Linked DNA regions of Homo sapiens: region 2 is linked to region 1. Evidence: read pairs that join two places in POLR2A ChIA-PET (ENCODE). Cell type or tissue: OCI-LY7. All regions are shown on one strand. Each heading gives the region's core, and the rest is flanking DNA. Links, peaks and the distances in the headings are about the cores only.

The links. ChIA-PET counts read pairs that join two places held together with the same protein. Peaks named below come from ENCODE experiments on the same cell type or tissue, not always from the same donor. Only the 100,000 strongest peaks of a DNase experiment are listed, where the experiment ranks them.
Region 2: POLR2A ChIA-PET joins it to region 1 with 5 read pairs; 2 of 35 experiments call an interaction of 5 or more read pairs at or near these places.

What each region holds. Positions count from the first base shown.
Region 1 is chr3:172,060,602-172,063,962 of GRCh38, reverse strand. The region is part of intron 1 of FNDC3B (fibronectin type III domain containing 3B); the gene reads right to left. Among named protein-coding and RNA genes, the nearest start is that of FNDC3B, 23 kb to the right of the region's middle. In OCI-LY7, for the core only: no CTCF peak of the experiment used is centred there; DNase peaks (open chromatin) are centred at 1,882 and 2,142; H3K4me3 peaks cover 1,417 bases; H3K27ac peaks cover 1,871 bases.
Region 2 is chr3:172,213,060-172,216,420 of GRCh38, reverse strand. The region is part of intron 3 of FNDC3B (fibronectin type III domain containing 3B); the gene reads right to left. Among named protein-coding and RNA genes, the nearest start is that of FNDC3B, 180 kb to the right of the region's middle. RefSeq lists enhancers at 3,070-3,129, 3,140-3,199. In OCI-LY7, for the core only: no CTCF peak of the experiment used is centred there; no DNase peak of the experiment used is centred there.

The DNA of each region.
Region 1 (3,361 bases), core at 555-3,054:
TCATGAGGGATCCACCCTCATGATGTAACTGTCTCCTAAAGGCCCCACCTCTTAACACCATCAACTTGGGGGTTAGATTTCAACATATAAATAAATTTGGTGAGGGGAGAGAGACACAAACATTCAGACCACAGCAGGGTCTCATCCTGATGAAAAACTGTCCCTAAGGATAAATTCACAAAATCAGAGTAAGAGAGCTAGAAAAGGCATTAGAGATGGTCCTACTCTGATTTTACCCAGCTCCTCTGTTAGAGACTCTATTTTTTTCAGGCTGCCCTCAAAACATCATGTGATCATTACTAAAATAATGGCATCTGAATGTCCTGAGCCAACTCCGAATGGAACCCCTTGTGTCCTATCTGAGAACAGGAAAGAGATCAGCAATCATATCAGACAGTCACAGACAATTCAGAATCCTGGTAAGGGAAAGAGTAGAAACCTCAGTGCAGATTCCTCGTCACAGGAATGCATGAGGAGGACACTGTCCTCAGTCTTTGGGGCTAGAAGGGGAAGAGAAGTAAACGTTGACAGAATTATCCTTCTCAAAGAGTTTAACAGGCACAGTGGAAATTCCAAGGCAGATATCACTATCAAAGAAAACTGTTGGGAGGAGAATGGGTAGCAGGGGAGAGTATCAGCGATACAAGAATCTGAACAGAAGGACAATGTACAAGAAAAGGTAGGGACTTTCTGAAGGCATTTTTGGTGGCGGTGGGTGGGGATGAAGTAAACAGCAAAGAATAGACTGTAGAAAAAGACAAAAATGCTATCTTATTTTAGGGAACTGTGGAACATTTGAAGAAAAATGGGGAAAATACAAAAAAATCAAGACTTGCTTCAAAAGTATATAACGAAAAAATGTATTTAACAAGGAAGATAGGGAGAAAAGATACGTGTAAAGAAAGGACAGCAATGGATCATTCAAAAGAGAAATCTTAAAATCTATGAGAGCAAGATATGGTTTTGTAGCATTAGATCATACACCAATTTCACTTCCTTCAAAGGCATCACCAAAAAAAGTAATGCTTTAAAGAGAGACACTATTTTTTTTTCTGACTCTGCCTACATTCACTTAATTCTTCATTCTCCTCTCATTTTGACCTAAGTTATTCACTTAAGATTAACTTTTTCTCAGTGATATACGGGCTTCAGGAAATAACTAATAGAAGTCAAAATGAGAAGAGGATGGATGGATGGGTGGATGGATGGATAGATGGATGGAGAATGACTTAACAGTTTGGCAGAGTCAAAAAAAAAAGTACTTAGAAATACCATATATAATATCAGCTCTGCTCAAATTGCAAAATGCCAATCATAATACTTATACAATAATCAAACAATGATAAAGAGAAAATCCCACTTTCAAGAAGGAGAAAAGTGGCCAGGCGCGGTGGCTCACGCCTGTAATCGCAGCACTTTGGGAGGTCAAGACAGGTAGCTTGGCTAACACAGTGAAACCCCATCTCTACTAAAAATCCAAAAAATTAGCCAGGCGTGGTAGCACACATCTGTCATCCCAGCTACTCGGGAGGCTGAGGCAGGAGAATCACTTGAACCTGCGAGGCGGAGGTTGCAATGAGCTGAGATCATGCCCCTGCACTCCAGCCTGGGTGACGGAGAGAGACTCCATCTCAAAAAAAAAAAAAAGAAGGAGGAGAAAAGTAGCAGAAATTGGGGTACTAGGGACCAATAACAGACAGGGGCAGGAAGAAAGGAGGCAAATTCCCAACCCTAGAAAAGGAAAAGAATAAATTTGTATATAGCCTGCAAGGGGGCTGAGGGGTAAGGAGAGAAGGAATGGGGACTGAGCACTTCATGGTCATGCTGGCACTGATCAGCTTCCGGACATGTCCTTTATTGCATGTATAAAAAAACTATTAAGGAAGAAGTGAAACTGCACAAACTTAACCTCAGCACCAGCATGATTACCTCACGTAACTTCTTTTCTTAGTATCCCTAAACAGAAAGTCATTCAGATAAATAAGTTTATGGTTTTTGATAAGTGTCCCCTAGTAACCTGGTTTATGCATCATGCATTAGTTTGTGGAACTGAAAGGTTAATGCTGGAAAAAAAGATCAGAGATCTCTTTGGTTCTTTGCCCCGACTTAGTTAAGATTGTGTAACTTGTGCAAATATAACCATTTCCTGTCCGCTGAACAAAGCAATTAGTGGACTGGGTACAGTTTCTGAGACAATTTAAGGGAAGAAATCAATCTGGCCATGTCTCACTGTAGTTCATTTTAAAGAAAGAAACAAAAGAGACAGGAAAATATAGAATATCACTATTTTGTTGAATAGAAGTCATTCTTGCTTTATATAACCTTCTTCCCCCACAGATTGTACATGACACATTAGGAAAAGAATCTGCTTCAAAACGGCTTGCAAAGAATATATCTAACACCCATAACTTCAATTTACTATTAAAAAGTAGGCTGGGTGTGGTGGCTCATGCCTGTAATCCCAGCACTTTGGGAGGCCGAGGCGGGAGGATCACGAGGTCAGGAGATCGAGACCATCCTGGCTAACACGGTGAAACCCTGTCTCTACTAAACATAAAAAAAAATAGCCGGGCTTGGTGGCGGGCACCTGTAATCCCAGCTACTCGGGAGGCTGAGGCAGGAGAATGGTGCGAACCCGGGAGGCGGAGCTTGCAGTGAACCGAGATCACGCCACTGCACTCTAGCCTGGGTGACAGAGCGAGACTCCATCTCAAAAAAAAAAAAAAAAAGTAATGTGCAGACCAGGCCGTTTTAAAAGAAAAAATTGGTATCACTTCATGAGTTTAGAATAAGCATCCATTATTCATATAGGATGGGCTCTGCAAAAAGAAATATCAGGGAAGGAAGAGCAAAGAAAAGATGAAATGCAACCTGTGCTTCCAGTGACTTCCCAGGGCTGGTTCCAGGAGCTCAGGAGGTATAGAAACACTGCCTTCATTTTCCTCAAACCTTTATTGCTTAAACTAGCTTAAGTGGGTTTCTGTTATCTGCAATGCAATAATTATTGACTGAACAAGAAAAACCTTTCTATCTTCACATAATTTGAAGTATCTCAGTTATTCCTCTTGATTGAAAGTTCCATATGCCTCCAATAGTAAGAATTATAATTAGAACATGTCTTTAAAATTAAAATCAAACATAAGTTTTCACCTGGTTCAAACACATGGCATCTCAGTGTCAAAACAACATGTCCTGCTCCATCATTAAATCATTCATTCAATAAACACTTGCTGAGCAGTCTGTTTGCCAGTCTCTGTATATAAGAGAAGAGGAAAGTGTCGGTCTCTGCCTTCAAGGAATTTAGATTTTAGTGGGAAAGTCAAACAGAGGAATTAGACATCTCCCTGCTTCTTCTCTTGCC
Region 2 (3,361 bases), core at 399-2,898, 150 kb before region 1:
GGCAGAGATTACAGGTGCGAGTTACTGTGCCCAGCCAGTTAAACTTATTTAAATGAATACTAAGATCCCATCTTTCTTTGTTTTGATCTTTAATGTCAGGTTTGGAATGGCAGGTAATCCAAAGATAGGCTTATTTATACTTAAACCAGGACCCCGTAAACATTAAAGCCCTAAAGAATTATACAAATGCAACTCAATAATACTGAGAAAAGGCTTCTGATATTTAACAAGTAAAGTCCCTGCAAATATCAACAGCAAAATTAAAACAAAGGCATCACCAGAGCATCGAGTGCTTCATTTCAAAACCTTTAAAAGCAAACCATCCCAGCATTTTCTCTCTTTGGCACATGAAGGGCATCCGAGACGCCCTCGGACTTTCTCACACAGCGTGAAGAGGATCTATTAGCATTTCAGCTAATAACAAACTCAAGACGGAGTTCCCAGGAGAGGTGAATAGGAACAGGTGAGCATGACTCCTAGTGGTATCCTCTAGACAAACTTGTTGAGGGTAAAAAATTACCCCCTATTCTGCTTATCAGAACAAGGCTATTTAAATTTTAAATGCCCCGAGGTAAAATGCAGACTAAGATGTTAAAGTTTACTCATTTTGTAGAGAAAAGAATCAGAAAGATTGCTCATTAAAAGTCGATGCAAGTAGAGCAACTAAGGGAGGTCTCAGCAGGAACGGGGCAGAATTTATTTGCTGCACTGGCCCCGAGTCCAGGCTGGACTGCAGTGGCGCAATCTCGGCTCACTGCAACCTCTGCCTCCTGGGTTTAAGTAATTCTCCTGCCTCAGCCTCCCGAGTAGCTGGGATTACAGGTGTCTGCCACCATGCCAAGCTAATTTTTGTATTTTTAGTAGAGACAGGGTTTCACCATGTTGGTCAGGCTGGTCTCGAACTCTTGACCTCAGGTGATCCACTCACCTCGGCCTTCCAAAGTGCTGGGATAACAGGCGTGAGCCACCACGCCCAGCCTCCGAGTCTTTTAACAGGGTTGCCTGTCATTCTCTCACCAGCTTTCTCTGCTCTTAGGAAGAGTTATGAAAGGGAACAGAGATGAATAAAACCTTGTCTACTCTTCCTCCATGTACCCCCACTTCCATCCCATTTGCCTGGCCACAAGGCCCTCTTCTCCCAGTGGGGACAGAGAAGTGAGCAAAAGACAGGACAGCAAACAAGTGTTTTTATAACAAGTCCATGAAGAACTCATGGGCAAATACACATTTCCTATTTTATTTGTGTTCCACTTTACAATTCCTAGGTCATGCTCTGGCAGGGCAATTTTGCAAATAGTGCTGAAATTATTAACCAGACAACAAAATGTCATTGTACTCCTCACAAGCTCTGTTTTACATTATTCATCTGTTACAAATGAAAGAACATGAAAAACATCACCAACCTGAAAGCTGTATGACAAGTAATAATCATGTATTGCTTTACCAACATATCATTACTCAATATATTTCAGGGATTTCAATTATTGTTGCTTTAGTGAGGCTTACAAAGCAAACCACAGAAGATCCCTTTTAACTACTCTCAGGGTTGGCTCTTCCATTGCCCCTGCAAGAGTGCCTGCCATAAAGCAAAGTCTTTGACAACACTGTAAGGGCATTTTATTGACAACATCCTAACGTGGTTTACTAGCTTAGTTCTTTTAACTCATGCACTTAAAATCCAAAGGCAAGAGAGAAATGTCCAGGATGTATGGACTAGAACTACTAAGGAAAATCAAAAGTGATTATGGAAATGGAAAAAAAAATGAACCAAATATTCCATAAACACAGAGTCATAGTTTATCTACCTGATGCCACTTTCTTGCCAATCTAGAAGGCTGCTCAATGGAAAAAAAAATGAACCAAATATTCCATAAAACAGAGTCATAGCTTATCTACCTGATGCCACTTTCTTGCCAATCTAGAAGGCTGCTCACTCACTCATCATCACTTCAGTGTCAGGCTGGAAGGGACCAGCAATCTCCAAAAATTAACTTAACTTTACAAAAGTGTCTTGATTGTTAATAAAAATCCTCTAAGTTGTCCGGCAGCTGGGACCTAATAATGGGCTGTGAGATGATTAGTTTGATGTATATAGTTCCAGTCTCTGCCTTACCTAAACCACACAGAAGGGGTCCGGAAAGTAAATGAGAGTTCTTACAGACCAGCCTGTTGATTTTACTCTTTTGTTTGTAAGTGAAAAACAAAGGGCAGGCTAAGGGCTGAGGGTAAACAACAACTACAAATAGGTTAGGCTCTCTTACCTCTGAAGTGTTTGGCGTCTGATCAAGGGCAGTCAGTAAACACCCCCAAGCAATTGTGGGAAAGTTGGTCACCTAGACTGCTATTTTCTCAGCCATAAAAATGAACTGACAAAGTTATTGTTTGAGAGGCACCAGACTGCTTTATGGCGCGGCACCATAGATGCTTCTAATTTTGGCACATTGCCTCCACAGAAACAAGCAATTTTTACTAAACAAGCTACAATTTCACTTTCAAAAACCAACCCTTCATCTACTACTAAGGGGGCCTGAGACAAATCAAAATCAAGGGTCTACATTTGGGGTAACAGGCTACCAGAAAGGTCTCCTAACTGATTCACTGCTGTTTATCCTGAGCTGAAAAAGCAACAAGAACAGATACATTTTAAAGTTAGCTCCTCAAAACAACTACTAAGCCTTTGGGGTTTGCTAATCTGGAAAGGCTAAAAAACCGAGGCCGTATTAGGATAGGTAAGAATGGGGAGAAGGCAAAATTACCAGGTAATCACTAAAAACAAGACTACATCAAAATGGGGAGTTTTGCATATAGTACTATCACTGGTTAAGCAAGAGTATGAGCACAAACAAATGATATGCATGATATATAAATATGAGCAACTCATAAATCCCTTCAAGGCAAAACTTTAGGATTATACTCCTCCCTTTTCCAGACATCCCTACTCAGACAAAACTGTGAATACTGAGAAGATAGGAGTTTCTTCATCACCTTATCTCTATCACTGCCTTTGAGAAACCACTGTGGTTTATGACTTGTCTTCCCCATGACTTAAACTGTAAAAGAATCCCCATGTTCCCATGTGCGTATGCTCACATGGCCTGAGGTCCAATGAGACGCACCTTTGGCCTCATACTTGTCTAGGGATCACATTCACTTTTAGATGAGTAAAACACTGTCAAAGTATTTGAGTAAAAATTTTCTGGCCACAGATCTGAGGTCAGGTCTGTTAGGCTGTCTGCACAGAAATGTTACTAAAATCAAGTGGAGAACAGATAAGGAGAAAGAAGGATCTGGGGCAGAAAGCTGATCCTCTCTTTGAAAAAGAAGGGAGGAACCAGACAGATACCTAACATGGAAGAAAAAG